Linked DNA regions of Homo sapiens: region 1 is linked to region 2. The links are chromatin loops, found by intact Hi-C in ENCODE. Cell type or tissue: gastrocnemius medialis. All regions are shown on one strand.

Region 1 (8,000 bases), 72 kb before region 2:
ATGTCCTAACCCCCAGGACCTCAGAATGTGTGATCTGGTTTGGAAATAAGGTCATCACAGATGAAATTAGCTAAGACAAGGTCATATTGGAATAGGGTTGGCCCTTAATCCACTGTGACTGGTGTCCTTTTAAGAAGAGGACACAGACACAGGAGGGGAGAGGGCCATGGGATGATGCAGGTGGAGACTGGAGTGCTACAGCTGCAAGCAAATACATTTCTGTGCTGTGAAGCCACCCATTTGGTGGTACTACGTTAAAACAGCTCTAGGAAATTAATACAGATGTTGCCTGTATTTTTGTTTCTCATATTACTACTCATTGTTTTAATGATGACTGTTTTATTCATTAAGTTGAAAGCTCCTAAAGCAGAGGGACCATATTTTTATGTCCCAACTCTCCTTAAGGCCTTGCCTATGATAGCACATCTCTTCAATAGAATTGTCCTAACTTTAACAGAGACAACTTGGGTTATTTAATATGGAGAACAAAGGGTTAAGCTGGTGCCAGATGGGTTTCATTTTCTCTAAATCTGGAACCAAAGGCAGCAAGTCTATGGGGTGGACGGAGTTCTTAGCTCAACCCTTTGGTGAGGTAAGAAGAAGGATGTTCCACCAGCAGAGACTGTCAGGTACCAGAATGGGCTACAACATCGCCTCTTCTGGAATTCTGTGGAAAATGAGAGAGGTTCAGTTACCTGGAATGATTTTTCTGGGGCTCCAGCCTGGAGACAGCTTAAGGTCCTAGATGGGTCTTTTCTACCTTTGAATTCTCTGCTTCTCAAAGAGCAGTTTGATACAGTTATATTTCAGTATGGTCTGGCCACTTCTAAACCCAGCAGACTGTATTCACTGTTGGGCTCTCACGAAGTTTCAAAGGAGCAAAACTGACAGGGCCGGCCTGTAATGTTATTGCACCGATTTATTTATGTGCTTTCATGAGCCTGGCAGTGTCTCCAGGGCAGGGGCAATGGTATCCCTCTGTGGATCCATTCATAGAGCCTACAATAATCCCTGACATACAGAGTTTTCTGAAGGAATTCATAGACCTAGGGTCACTTTATGAAGGCAATGGAAGCTCAGAGAGAAGTGACATAGCTGTTACGTGATAAAACTATAACCCAAACCTTCTGCCTTTTCAGTTCAGATAACGCCTGTTACTTGACCACATATGGCCAAATCCTGAGTGTCTAAGTTTCCTAGTGCTGTGTCTACATGACCTTGGCTTGCTTATAATTCCATGTTGGAATGTGAAAGGCTAACACTGGGAAGGTGCAATGACTTTGTTTTTAAACGGGAGATTTCCTCACTGCAAGTTTCTAGTTAATTCGACTTTGAATCTAATCTATCATTCTGTGTCGCTGGAGAGGTGCGTTAAGATGGCAGCCAAAGAGATAGATTTTAAGATCTCCTAAATCATCAGAATACTCAATCTTGGTAAATATTCTCTGGGGCATTGATTTTAAGACACATTTCATCCCTTACTTGCACAATTCCACGGAAGACTTCATTAGATTTTTTTTGTCCTTGATGAGAATGTAAATGAGTTATGTTGGAGCTCTACACAACCAGGTATGAATGATAATTGGGTTTCTTCACCGAAATGCTAGGAAAGAGGCCCTCAAAAAGACAGAAAAACATTATGATGGGGAAGAGGCTAAATGTCTTCCAGGCACTATCGACTTGATAAGTGGAGCTTAAATAAGTGAAGCTTGTTATTTAAATGCTAATGAGTCTTTTCCAGAAAATTACCCAGTCCCTTACATAAGTTTTGAAAATTCTCATTTTTATTCTTCTTTAAGTTTCTTGCAACTACAACTGTTGTAGCTCATTCTGAGCAGGTTTACTTCTGGCATGGAAGTTGGGGGGTGGTTGGGGGGTATAGTTTGCTAGTCCCACTTCAAGGATACAGTCATTTCCTCCAATCCCCCAAACCTTGACCCTCATTTCTTCTGCTTGAGCTCACTCTCCAATGGTGGGGCAAAGATCTTCACTGTCATAGCCCCTTTCCTCATTGAGATCACCCTACTTGGAAAATTCCATGGGAAAGTCGCACATGCAGCCTTGATTCAAAGCCTGGTCTCTTTTCAAGTTAATTTTGTTCATAATCTCTTTTTTTCTAGATGAGGACAGTTTTACTGGTGGCCTGATAATGTTGAAAATTTAGGTCATGATATTAGTTTCCTTAAACCACAGCCCTCAGTTCTGTACTGCGCTAGGCAGGCATCCTAGGGTCAAAATTGCCTCAGTATGTAGAATACTGGGGTATTTGACACATTTATTTTTTAATAATTTGGTTTTTGGAGCCATTGTTTTGTACCTGAACTGAACTCTGCTGTATGATAATGACTAAGATAGCAGCTAAAATATAATTTTTACTTGGATTCCACAGGAAGCCTTTTTTGTGTAACTTACTAGCTCATCTACTGAGCAAATAAACGCTGGGATTTACTGCTCCTTCATGGAAAGTATTTTGTTAGGCTCCCAGCATTCTAATATAAATAAAACTCGGTGATTAAGCTTCATGCCTGCTCAGCAGCCCATGAGTTGGAGGGCACAGGATATAAATAGCTCATGGCCTTTCAACATGGGGTTTGAACCCTAATTAAGCTTCTGCCCATTGAATCAGATTATTTTAATTATCCTGAGTTTGGGATGAGAGAGGATTTTGTAGATAATATAATAGGTTACAGAACATGTCATGCGTACTGTGATCATGGTATTAATCTGCTTTCATCTGTGCCATTGGTTTCCATATCTTGCAGTTGTGGAGGTCCAGCTTTACATAACGAATTTACTAGTTGTCTCAGAGAGAGGATGAAACTGGGAGATCTGAACACTCCCTCATGTAACTAAAAAATATTTATCTAGCACTTATTACATCCTGGACCACTGGATGCACCTCACCCACCCCAGGTATTTCCCTCAGGGCCACTGCTAGTCCCATCCTGGGTAACAGAGGGCATTTTTTCTTTCAAAGTCTCAGCAATAAAGATTCAAGTCCATGTTGTAAGCTCTTGTCATTGAATGTGCGTACATGTGAAGTCTATTCTTTAGTCTCTACATATTCTATATGTAGTATCTCTACCTAAAGGCCATGTAGAATGACTGAGAGTGAGAGCTTTGGAATTAGGCTGCCTGGGCTGGAAGTTCATATTCACTACTCCCTGGCTGTGTCGCTGGCCAAGTGACCTTGTCAGACAGACCTGACTAATCCCCTAGTCTCTGAGACTAGGTGATGTCATCACCCACGTTAAGAGCTGTCCTGAAGTTTAAATGAGATTAATGTGCCCAAGTGCTCCGGGCACATGGCACAGGCACAGCTGGCCGTGCCCATGATTCCTATGCAGCAAACATGACTCAATGTCTTTTCTTTTCCATTCCCATTGTTCTGATCTCAGAACTTGATGGCTGATTGGTATTTATCCACTACATGCCTGTGTCAGACACTGTGGCTGGTATGGGGATGAGGACATGGATAGAGTCCTAGTTTTCCAGTGTATTATAATCCACAGGAAAGACAGAGAAGTAATCAGTGCAGCAGAACCAGCCAAGGGATGTGTTTTCACTACTGACAGAGATAAATAGCAAATTGTTATGATTTCTTCCATCCTCATAAGAATCTGTTGCAACCCTCTGGCAAACTAATAAAATGCCTAGAAACATAACTTCTACAATGCAGTCATTCTGGTATGCAAGCAACATGTTTTAGATGCTTTTCTTAAAAATAAAGAATTCTTGCAATGACAACACAGTCCTAACATACAAAATAGAATCACGATGTGTTCTCTAGCTGAGAAAATAGAGAATACAAATGATTCTCTGCAAGTATGCCAAACTGTGGTGAGAAGAACCGGCTCCATGGAATTCACAGAGGTATAAACACCTGGGCAGAGGTGAGAAGCTCTGGTGCAAGAAGCTAGTGGGGGACTGTGCTTCAGAAAGTTCATGGGTTTCAGACTCTTGAACCCACTGTGGGGCCAGTCACCTACCATTTCTAACTCTAAATAAAACACGGAGTGTTGTCAGTCCCTCACACTGTGGTTTTTGAGGAAGATTTAATGAAAAAAATGATCCAGCAGATCTTTTACTAATACAGAGGGTTCTGCAAATGCTAAATTAATACGCTCAATTTGGAGAGTGAGGGGGGAACCAGAGACTGATGCATGCATTTGAGTAGATTTGCTTGATGTTGGTAAACATCATTTAGTGAAATTCAGCACAAAGGACAGAAACATTGTTCTATAAGCTATAGTGTTTCCCTGTGATCATCAGGCTAAGCCCCAGGGACAGCATCTCAGCACTCTCAGAATGAAATGCACCTGCCAGGCACTGGCTTAGGGGACCCTGAAAGATGAGGACAGCTGTTTCTCTGTCTCACCTTTTCCCTGCCTTTCACTGTGCTCCAGTGCCACTTCCATCCTCATCATGCGGGGAACCTTGGGAGCTTTTCCCTGCTGCCCCCTCTGCTCCTGCTGTGACTCTGATCTTGTTTCATGTCTTCCCCTCACTGGAAGTCCTCCTGAATGACTTGGACCCAAGAGAGCCCCTCCCACTGCTCCACACGCCCGCTGACTCACCATGGCTTCATTCTCTTTCTGTCTAGGACTTACTGAGAAATGAAAACTACTTTAGTTCCATGTCTAATGTCTGCCCCCTGACTAGGATGAAATGAATGTCTTTTTGCATCTTACTCATGGTGTATCTCCATCATACAGCACTGAGCCATATACGTAAAGTGAAACCTGAATAAATACTTTTGAGTGCTGAATGAACGCATTAACATTCCCAGCCCTGCTTCCAACTTTATAGCCATGAGATACACACACGTCCCTCCCATGTGCGTCCTGCCTGGCACTCGCTGACCACTGGTTTACAGTATCTGCTGTGACTCCGGTTCATGTCTCTGTTGATATTTTACATGCCAACAAATCAACTTCCCCATTATTCTGGGGCTGACCATGAAGCTGGAAGGTTGCCAGTGCTTTTGTTTTGGGCTGCTGCTTCTCCTGTCTTAACTATTTATGACTAGCTTTATGCATTCTCGGCTGCTAGCTGACCATTGACAGGGAAGCAGAAATGCATGTTGCTTTTTACCTGGCAGGAAGAACTGATGTGCCGGAGGGGTCCTGCCCTGCTGCGTTACATGCAGGAAACATTTCTAACCCTTGGGGCAGTGTTTCTCAATGTGGGGTCCAAACGGCCAGCATCAGAATCACCCAGGGTGTCTGTTACCATGCGGATTCCTAGGCCAGAATCTCTGGGTGGAGGCCTGGAATTGATATTTAAATAGGCACCAGGTGATTCTGATGCATGTAAAGGTGGAGAACGAGACCCAGGGCATCTGCTCTGTTGTCTCTTTTGCCTGCTCTTCTGCCACCGTTTCCAACAGAATGCTGAAGCCAATGCTGCATCACTCTAAAAATCTAATCCTTTCAATATCTGTAACTTTTTCTGATTTAGCAGCAAAAAAGTGGCTCTTAAACCCATTGGAGCAGTGTCTTGGAGTAGCAGCAAGCCACACCAGGCAGTTCACAAGGGAGAAGCCAACGGCTGAAGAGATGTCAAAGCCCTTGAATCTTTTTTTTTTTTGGAGACAGAGTCTCGCTCTGTCGTCCAGGCTGGAGTGCAGTGGCGTGATCTCAGCTCACTGCAAGCTCTGCCTCCCAGGTTCACGCCATTCTCCTGCCTCGGCCTTCTGAGTAGCTGGGACTACAGGTGCCCGCCACCAGGCCGGCTAATTTTTCTTATTTTTAGTAGAGACGAGGTTTCACCATGTTAGCCAGGATGGTCTCAATCTCCTGACCTCGTGATCCGACCGCCTCGGCCTCCCAAAGTGCTGGGATTGAGCCACTGCGCCCAGTCTGGATCATTTTTTAAGAGCAAGGCTCTGGCACACACCCCTTTGCAAAGCTAATTCCCACTCATATCCCGTTTATGTCTTCAGAATGTATTAATGTGATCAAAGAAGAAAGGCGGTAAGAAGATTAGACAAAAGGAAGAGGTAAAAGACTTCTTTAGAATGTAGAATATTCTTGAAAACATTTTTTAAATGAATTTCAATGCCTGCTGAAACTGTTTTCTGTATATTACAATGTTATTTCGTAGGCAATGGGTTTACTTCATAAAGCTCACTGCATTTCGCAAATGCTTCCCAAGCTAGGATTTATGAAGAATAGCTTTTAACATTATAATAGTTATTTTTCTAATAATAACACACTATTCTAAGAATGTAAATTTTTGCAAAGAAATTGATTAGAGATTTGAAAGCTAGACGTCAAAGTTTCCAAAATGATAATAATCAGGACATCAATTTCTCAGTCTTTAAAGAGATTTAGGAACGATTCCAATTATGAAGAAATAAGAGTATCTAATTAATAAGCTCTAGATACATATTAGGGGATTCACCTTCATTGCAGTAATTAATTTCCATATATTATGGATGCAAATATTAATAACAAAATCCAACATAATCTTCACATTAACTAGAATTATAATTTTTCTCAAACAGTGTGTTCAGGGGCAAAAGCATAAGCTTTGGGGATAGATGGGTCTGTTTCTGAATCTTGGTTTTACTACTTATGTGTGCAACTTTATACTGTTTGCATAATTTATCTGAGGCTGCAGTTTTCTCATCTGCAGAATAGAGGCTATGATACCTGCTTCACGAGTAGGTATCTTACAGGATTGTTGCAAAGATAACGTGCATGACATCATCGTTCTATCCCAATACTGGCATACAGCAGATACACACTAAAGTAGATTACTTTTTTCCTTTTCTGTGTTGCTTAAATTAAAAAAATAAATACATGTACCTGAAATTTCTAGCACTTTTTATAGTAACCAATACTAACAGTAATTCAACTGACATAATAATAGCCAAGATCCATCAATAACAGCTCATTATCCCAATTAGGGATGTTATTATACCCATTTGTTTCTCAGGCATAGGTATGAAAAGCCACACATTTTCATTTGAGAGAGAAAGAACATTACTATGTTTTCAGCATTGTTAACACCCACACATTTTAAGCATTGTTGACCACTCACTCGTTCCCGGCCGAGCGTCTGAAACATCCACTAAGGGCCCAGTGGCCTGAGACACCGATTGGTAATGGACCGTGTGAGTGACCGTCAGGGACTTCTGCTTAGCTGCCTCTCCAAAGTCAGCATCCGTCAACAGAACCGTGGAGCGATCATCTACAGGATGGCAGGAACACAGAAAGCCAAACACGTTTATCTCCCTTCCAACCACTCCCTGGCCTTTTCTCTCCTGAGGCACTTGTGTTATTGTTAATGACAACCACAATAATAGCCCCATCTAAAGTGACAAAAATGATTGAAAATTCAAGCACTGAATTAGCATTACTCTAGAGTGCTAGGAATAGAAGCTTCTTCCTAGGGGTTGGCTTTGGGAGCAATGAGCTAAGAAGAACCATGACTATGCAGAGAAGGAGCTCTCTTTTCTCTTTGGGCTTGGCTTTTCATTAAGCTAACATTGATTTGAACTCTGGATTTATGTGTTTGTCAAAAGCTTCTCTGAGACATCATCTGCGATGCCAGCCCCCTCACCAGTGATGAGGCTGTCAATGAAGACAGGTCCCTTTGGCTGCTGGGAAGCTCTGTTTGCAGGACTAGAAAATCGCCACTACAGTTCTCTCTACTGAGGTTTGCTCTCATTCTGAACTTGGCTAATGTTTGGAGGGGAAATAAAAGAGAAGAAAACATGCCAGTCTTCAGAGCTTATTGATTGCTCTATTTTAAAGGACTCAAGGTATGTTCCTTTTCTTCCCACCTCCTGTAAGCTTTAAGCACTCTAGAACATCCATTAACTGACTTCTCCTACATGATTCACTTGTCAGACTTCCCAAGTCCTACTGCCGTGGGCACTTGAAGGTGAGCGAGGCAGGAGCCTGGGTTTGGATGGGTTCTGGGCATCTTAGTGCTTGGAGCAGGAGCTGCTGTTTGAGCTGGGTCATTATTTGGTGGGCCAGGATTCTCAT
Region 2 (8,000 bases):
TAACGCAAGAGATTGTGGTTATGTCAAAGTGAGGTTGAAAGTCAGTGCTGGGAGTACTGGGGCAGGATGGAACTGGGATCCCAGGGAAGGCAGGTAAGCATGAGGACAAAGAGCTCAGCCCGCTGTGGGTTGCAGATCCCATCTTCCTTTGCTAACCTGCGTGACCCTGGCCAGATTGCAGAGTCTTCATTTCAGTATCACTGAGTGAAGATAACAATCATAACACCTCCTGCGTAAGGTAGTCACCAGAATTAACTGATGCAAAACAGTATTTTTAAAAATGTGAGTCATAGGAGGAATTTAATGGAACATGACAATCACTTTAAAAACAAAATGAAATAGAATAGAAAAAAAGTCAAATGGAACAGAAAATATCGGAGGGCATCACGTGTAGTAAATGTAAGTTTGTGGTGTGCGAGTACTTTCGTGGCGTGATTATAACTTATATTTTCTATCGTGGGTCACCATAGGGCAAGTTCAAAAACCATAGGTATAAAGCTTTTGGCACTCGGTGCCTAATGTGTAGCCAGTGATAAAAAGTGGTGAAATAAAAATACAGCATTTAAGTTGAGCTTTAAACAATAAACATTTTTACCAAAGAGGATGGAATGGAAAAGGTAAGAAAAACCCAATACGTGTACACACACACACACACACACACATACACACACGTGCACAAATGCAGACACATATGAGACATGGTATTACTTAGATATTGGATGGAAGAAGGTTTTTAGAATATGAAACTAGACAGGAGATGCAGCTGGATTGTGGAAATCTATCTAGGTCATATTGAGAATTTTGAATGTCTTTAGGTAAAAACTGCGAAGTCATCCAATAAATTTGCACTAGGAAATAACATGCTCAGATTCAGAATTGGAAAAAGGAATTGTGACAGGGATGTGGACAACAGACTGGGAGTTGAGCCTGGCAGTGGGAAGGCTTCTGACTTGGTTTTGATTCTCCAGGGGAGGACCTGAAGCAAGGCAATGGCATTGGGTGTGAAAGGAAGGAGATTAAGAAGACATTGCATTGGGAGGCCGAGGCAGGCCGATCACTTGAGGTCAGAAGTTTGAGAGCAGCCTGGCCAACATGGTGAAAACCCCATCTCCACTAAAACCACAGAAATTAGCCTGGTGGGGTGGCGGGTGCCTGTAATCCCAGCTACTCAGGAGGCTGAGGCAGGAGAATCGTTTGAACCTGGGAGGTGGAGGTTGCAGTGAGCCGAGATTGCGCCACTGCACTATAGCCTGGCGACAGAGTGAAACTCCGTCTCAAAACAAACAAACAACAAAAAAGACATTGCAGAGAGCTCTTGTGACATGATGTCACTTTGCTCATTTATTTCCTCTGATCATATTACCCTTTCCTGCCTCTGATTCATCAGGTAAAATTCTTCTCTTCCTGCAAGCCAGGGCTAGCTATGTGTTCCAAGCAACCATCTCTGGCCGTATGTTTGAGTGACACCCAGTCCGCGCTCCTGCACTGTGCTGTGCACATCATTGCTGTGTCCTCTGTCACATCACACAGAAGGGTGACATTGTCTAGTGTTTCCTGCCTTCCCTGGAACTTCTGGGTATGGGTTTGGAGCGTACGTCATGGTCCCTTTGTGGTTAAGACATGGACCAGAATCTTATGACAGATTCTGGCTCGTGATTTGTGCTTGGAGCGTTTACCTGCCTATGTCAGCGCCTCAGAGATTTCTTTCTCTTTGTCATGAAACCTGCCTGGGTCCTTCCTGGAGTGAAGATAGCATGGCATGTACTACCACATACTCACAATGAGCATGATCGTGAAAGAAAAATAAAACCATTGGTTGTTGTATGGTTGTTGTAAATCACTGAGGTTTCAGGCCTGTTTGTGATGCCCCCTAACTCAGCATCTCTTGATTGATGTGATTCAGAACCTGGCTCAGAGCTTGGTGTAAGAGTAGTGCTCTATGTTTATTTGTGGTAAAAATGAATAAATGATTAGGAGAGGAACTATAGGTAGCTTGAAGGCTTCTGGTCAGAAGGCAGCAGATTTTGTTAGATCGTAAGCTAAATCAGAACACAGGAAAAGAGGGAGACACAAGTATAAATGTGTTTGTGGGCACATTGAATGCGAAGTACTGGAGAGGTCTTCCTGAGTACGCAGATGGTGGTAAGCTGGAAATATAGGACTGACGGTTCTCTAAGATTGTCAGGATAGAGATAAAAAATGCGAACTCTTTAATTTCAGATGATAGTTACATTATAAGAACAGATTCAATGATCCACAGAGATAGTGAAGAATATTAAGAGATAAAGGAAGAATATTGGGAAATGCCTACATTTAAGGGTGGGAAGCAGAGGGACAAGAAGCAACAAAGAATAAAAAACATGATAATGGAAGCTAAGAGAAGGAGGATTTTAAAAGCAAATTGCTATCTAGTAGCGTCACTATATGCTACAGTGACATGAAATAGGGAGGGTACTGGGAGGGAGGAACGACGTTTTAATACAGCCAGGAGGTCCGTGTTCCGTGTGAGAGAGGAAGAATGAACACAGCGATGAGTATCATTGTAGATACAGATGAGCACGTTAGATGCTGCTTTCCAGATTCCACGTTATACCACTTTTCCACTCCTTGAGATTCCTGCACATTTCTGGTTCTCGGAAGTCCCCTTTCGCTCTCAGCCTGACTATGGCTTTATTTGATGCAGTCTGTGGCTGATTGGGAGGCAAACACACACCTGTTGCCTGGGGTGGGAAGCTGTCTGGACCTGGTGAGTTACTTTGCCTCCCAGAAGACTTGTTTAATTCTAAGTTATGGGCTACAATGTGGAGAACTTAATTGCCCAGGTCTTCTGGGTAAGAAGAGTAGTGGTGTATTCTCACTGATTAACTCAGCAACATTTATTGAGCACCTACTATGTACAGGAACTGAATAACATTATCATCTGAAGCTGGAATAACCAATGTGAATCACAGCTCAGAGATATTTTATGCCTTCTGATTTTTAGTTTTCATTAATGAGAAGTCTGTGCTTCCTAATTTTACATTTCTAAGCTCCGCAAATGAGATTAGCATTGTGAAACAGACAATGTCTATATCATAATGCTTATTTAATGTGTATATAGTAAAAGCAGTCTGTTTGTGAAAGTTTTTCAGACTGCTTTTATGTAGACGGGAGCGTTGGGGAGGAAATGAAGCTTGGCTGTTTTCTTCCTGGGACCTTAAAAGGGTTATCTCACGTCTTTGGATTTTCATTGCTTATAATAGATTGTTTGATCATTCAAACCACTATATATTAAAATTAATAGCCAGAATCCACAAATTATGTGGATGAGGCTCTGAATCAAATGACTTTTGAGATTTTGCAGTTTGAATCTCTGATTGGGGAGTTTAATATCTCATTGCACTGTTGGACCCCCGAGGGAAAGTTCATGTTCAGTCCACATCATCTTTAGACAACCTGTTTGTAGATTCATTCTCAGTTACCCTAACTTGTCATCTGGCCACATGCAAGTTTCAAATTCTAATGTCTTTTTCTAAGCTAAACTGAGAGAGCACCATGAAATAAATGCCTATCAGCAGACATTATATGTCACATATTAGAGAAAAAAGCTTGTCTATTTTAACAGGGTTCTTTCCCAAGAAGGGGAGATGAATTTGGGATCTTGAGAGAAAATGACATCAGCGAGGAGGTTAGCTGAGGGACTCTTATAAAAGGGACCAAATTACAAGGCATATTGTGTCCTGATTTATCCCCCTATGTTCTACATTTAACTATGAAATCATTTCAAAGAAAAAAAAATTCAGATTTATGAGCAAGGAAAATATCTAGAGCTCATACTGTCCTCTGGTGGTCATTCGCACACATAGCCAGAAATGCAAATGCCTTGGAAAACTTGACAGCATCTAGTTTACCGACTGAAAGTCAAATTGCAGAAACTGATGAAAACAAAACAAAACAAAAAAACACCCTCTTTCCTGTACTTTAAAGTTTCTTGATCATTTCATATTTAAAACAGAATAATGGATACTATTTACAAGTATTCACCTCTGAAGAGAAATAATTGTCTCTGAGCTTGACTCTCACTGATACTATTTGATGTAAAAAATAGGTCTCGTGCTCTTAAATGATGGTTGAGATAGATAGACAGGAAGGTGGATATGGAGAGGGAACTGTTTTTAGTTCACTTCACTTCAATTAAGATGCTCTGGGGTTCTGGGACCTCCTTGTAACACTTTCTAGGTATTATCTCCTGGAAGAACACAGGCACCTGCCCATCATATTTCTATGTCTCTAGTCTTTTTAATATGGTCAAAAGGCAACACAGAGATACCCTGATAAAAATCTCAGCTGTTATTTCCCACCTTTTTCTGGTGGGTTTGCTCTCATTACTGTCTTTTTTTTTTTTTTTTTTTTTTTTTTGAGACAGAGTCTTGCTCTGTTGCCCAGGCTGGAGTGCAGTGGTGACATTTTGGCTCACGGCAACCTCCACCTCCCAGGTTCAAGAGTTTCTCCTGCCTCAGCTCCTCCCAAGTACCTGAGATTACAGGCATGTACCACCACACCTGGCTAATTTTTGTATTTTTTGTAGAGGCGGAGTTTCATACGTTGGCCAGGCTGGTCTCAAACTCCTGGCCTCAAGTGATCCTCCTGCCTTGGCTTCCCAAAGTGCTGGGATTACAGGCGTGAGCCACCGTGCCTTGCTGGCCCTCATTACTGTCCCTTTTGAGAGTGTGTTGTTAAGATCCTGGGCAGGTCAAATCCCATTGTTCTGTGGGTGAAGAGACAGGAGAAATCCTGGGGAAATGCGTTTCTACCCCATCTAACAACACCTGTGTGACTTTGTTTTCAGGATAGGATGTTTTTTCTTCCTTTTCTATTGTATGTAATTCTTAGGCCAGGAGGACAGAGCCAAATACAGCCTGTATCATCCACAAATAGGGGCTTTCTCAGTAAGCATCAGTCACTAAGGACTCATTTCAAGTAAGCCAGGTAGGGATTTTTAGTGCAGAGATAAAGATAAGATGATTGAGAAGACAAAACGAGAGGAAGCTGCTGGTCTTTCTATACCCTGCTAGGTGCTTTCTAGCCTGTTAGAGTCAAAAGAGCAACCGTGAATCCCATAGCAAAGAGATCAATGAATGAATGAGTGAATACTAATACAGATGCAATTCAAGTTCTAGTGGAAAATGAGTATACTTTATTTCAGCAATAATTTTTGTCTCTCTTTGGTGAATACGGGACATGTCAGTGATAAGCAGAAAAGCAGAAGCCACCCTGGGCATTGAGGGCACAATGGCTCAGCTTTTTTTCAGTGTCTACGCTGCTCTCCATCTCTGGGCTTTGATAGTAGGATTCAGTAAGTGAGGATTAACAGCATATTGAAAACCACATAAGAAGCCCAGAAAAATGTTGTGGAGTCTAACTCTGACTATTTACGTTTACATATTGACTTCAAGGGCAGAGTACTGCCATGAATGCATAAGCAGTAGAGAACACACCTTGCTTTTTCAGCAACAGACGGAACTTCATGGGCCAAGCAAGCCCACACACTCTCACACACTCACTGTTGGGGTACACCAGGCCTCAGGGGCACCTGTGGACTCTGAGCTTGGGCAAACATATCACCTTGATTAAAAGATTAATCCATAAATTTGTTTGGGAATATTTTTCAGCCCTAACAAGGAAGGAGATTCCATCGCATGCTACAACATGGATGAACCTTGAGGATATCATGTCAAGTGAAACGAGCTGGTCACTAAATGACAAATGCTATATCATTCCACATGCATGAGGTCCCTAGAGGAGTCAAATCCAGAGACAGAAAGTAGAATGGTGGGTGCCATGGGCTGGTGGGAGGGAGGATAGGGAATTCGTGTTTAATGGGGACAGAGTTTCGGTTTTGTAGAGTTCTGGAGATGGATGGTGGTGATGGCTTCACAACAACGTGAAGGTATGTAATACTGATGAACTCAATAATCAAAGTGGTCAAGAGGGTAAGTTTTACGTTATGTGTATTTTACCAGAAAGGAAACAAAACCAGTGTGTATATTCACTCAACAAACGCTTAGTGAATGACTACATGTGTCAAGTTCTATGCTGGGAGCTGGAGATACAAAGATGGAAGAGACATGGCACCTGCTGCAGAAAATGTCATAATGTTTCCATGAAGACATCGTCAATTTTGGTGGGTCATTTTAATGTTTTCTTTTCTTTAAAATTTCCCTTTTTGATATGTTTTGGTGTGGTCTCAGAAGCAGTCTAACTTTATAATGATTATTCAGCAGGAATAATATGAACGATAACAAAAACCACACTTTGAAATAGTAAATAACTTTTAGTTCCTTCACAATGAACCAGGCTGACTGCTGTAACTGTAAGGGTAATAGATCTTCATTAAAGTCCCTCATTTCTAGCACAATAGGGTTTTGCCTGCTATTCTTTTCCCTGTGAGAGATGGAGGAGGGAAAGAAGGGAGGGATAGGGTGGGAGGGAAGGAAGGAGGGAGGGAAGGAGGGAGGGAGGGAGAAGGGAGGGAGGGAAGGCGTGAAGTGCTTATCATGATGAGTCCAACAGTAAAATCAATAGGTGTTGTCCACTGACTATCAATTAAGGCACAATCAAGGCCTCTGGGTTTTGATTTTGATCAGGCTGCTGGCAGTTTAGTGGGAACTCACCAAATAAACAATAATTCCAGACAATTGTCCCCCTTGTCATGATTCAGGAGCGTATTTTCAAATGAGGTGTAAATGAGGACTTTGTTTTGTATGTGGAGACAGCAGGGGCAAAACAAAACCACTGGAAAGACCCAGGTAGGTGGGAAACAAAGGAACGAAACTGTCCAGTGCGAGCACCTGCAGCTCGTCCCTGGCAGACGCTTGAAAGGCACTTGGTTATTTACCAACTTACTGTGGGATAGGGGTGGGAGCAGAATACAGTGTACTTTCGGATGATGCCGTTCAGCTTGAGAGGGGGAAGCCAGGACACAAAGACCATGGAGGCTGAGGCCGCCGCTGCCTTCACACCCGCGGGAGGACCTGGAACTGGAAGAGCCGTGTGTTTAGTCACAAGGTGGGGCCTCAACTTGGGCTTGCGGACCCACGCTTCCCAACATGACCCCACTCCGCACTTACTGTTCAGCTCTTTCAGGATGAGCGTTATGGGTTCCGCTGTGTCCCCCCAAATGCATATGTTGAAGTCCTAACCCCCAGGACCACAGAATGACACTGTAATTGGAGGTAGGGTCTTTACAGAGGTAATCAAGTTAAAATGAGTTTGTTAGGGTGGTCCCTAATCCAGTACTTCTGGTGTCCTTATAAAAAGGGCCAGTTTGGACACAGAGACAGACATGTATAGAGGGAAGATGATGTGAAGACACAGGGAGAAGAGGGCATCTATAAGCCAAGGAGAGAAGCCCAGGACAGATGCTTGTCTCAAAGCTCTTAAAGAGAACCAGCCCTGCAGACACCTTGATTTTGGACTTCTGGCCTCCAGAACTCAGAGACAGCAAATAAATTCCTAATGTTGGAGTCTGTGGTCCTTTGTAGCTCTAGGACCTAATACAGTCAGTTCTAGTCCCTCTTGTCCTGGGGAGTCTTCCCAACCCATTTCAGCCCCTGGCAACTTCCTGCCTCTGGATAACTGGAGAATTAACTTCTGGATCAGTCTCATTTCTGCTGCAGTTTTTGGCTTTGAATGTACTGGGGATGAACCTTTTGGATCCTGAATTTGAGAAGCATGAGGGTGAACTACCTCAGCCATCAGAGACCCCACCCTCCCTCACCCTAGTCATTTTGTAATGGCACCACTTTGGGCTCAGGAGAGGTATGGAAATATTGTTGATGAATAGGGATTATTGGGTCAAAGATTCACAGTATCCATGTAAGACAAACTCTCCTCTGTAAACCAGCTAAGAAGGCAGAACATGGTGGCAGCAATACTAAGCATGATTTGGGAGTGAGATTGAAGGCATGTCCCACTCCTCTTGTTCTTTTATTTTCCAGGTTGAAGAGGTGAGGGCGGGT

Evidence for each region. Peaks named below come from ENCODE experiments on the same cell type or tissue, not always from the same donor. Only the 100,000 strongest peaks of a DNase experiment are listed, where the experiment ranks them.
Region 1: a loop joins it to region 2, with 2.5 times the contacts of the local background. A loop is called at or near these places in 23 of 110 quality-filtered maps.

What each region holds. Positions count from the first base shown.
Region 1 is chr21:40,044,911-40,052,910 of GRCh38, forward strand. DSCAM (DS cell adhesion molecule) reads right to left here. Exons shown (of 33, transcript NM_001389.5): 30 at 7,048-7,197. Among named protein-coding and RNA genes, the nearest start is that of MIR4760, 160 kb to the right of the region's middle. In gastrocnemius medialis, no CTCF peak of the experiment used is centred here; DNase peaks (open chromatin) are centred at 3,233 and 4,540.
Region 2 is chr21:40,117,310-40,125,309 of GRCh38, forward strand. It overlaps DSCAM (DS cell adhesion molecule), which reads right to left. Exons shown (of 33, transcript NM_001389.5): 20 at 6,886-7,019. Among named protein-coding and RNA genes, the nearest start is that of MIR4760, 91 kb to the right of the region's middle. In gastrocnemius medialis, a CTCF peak has its summit at 3,817 (motif pointing left); no DNase peak of the experiment used is centred here.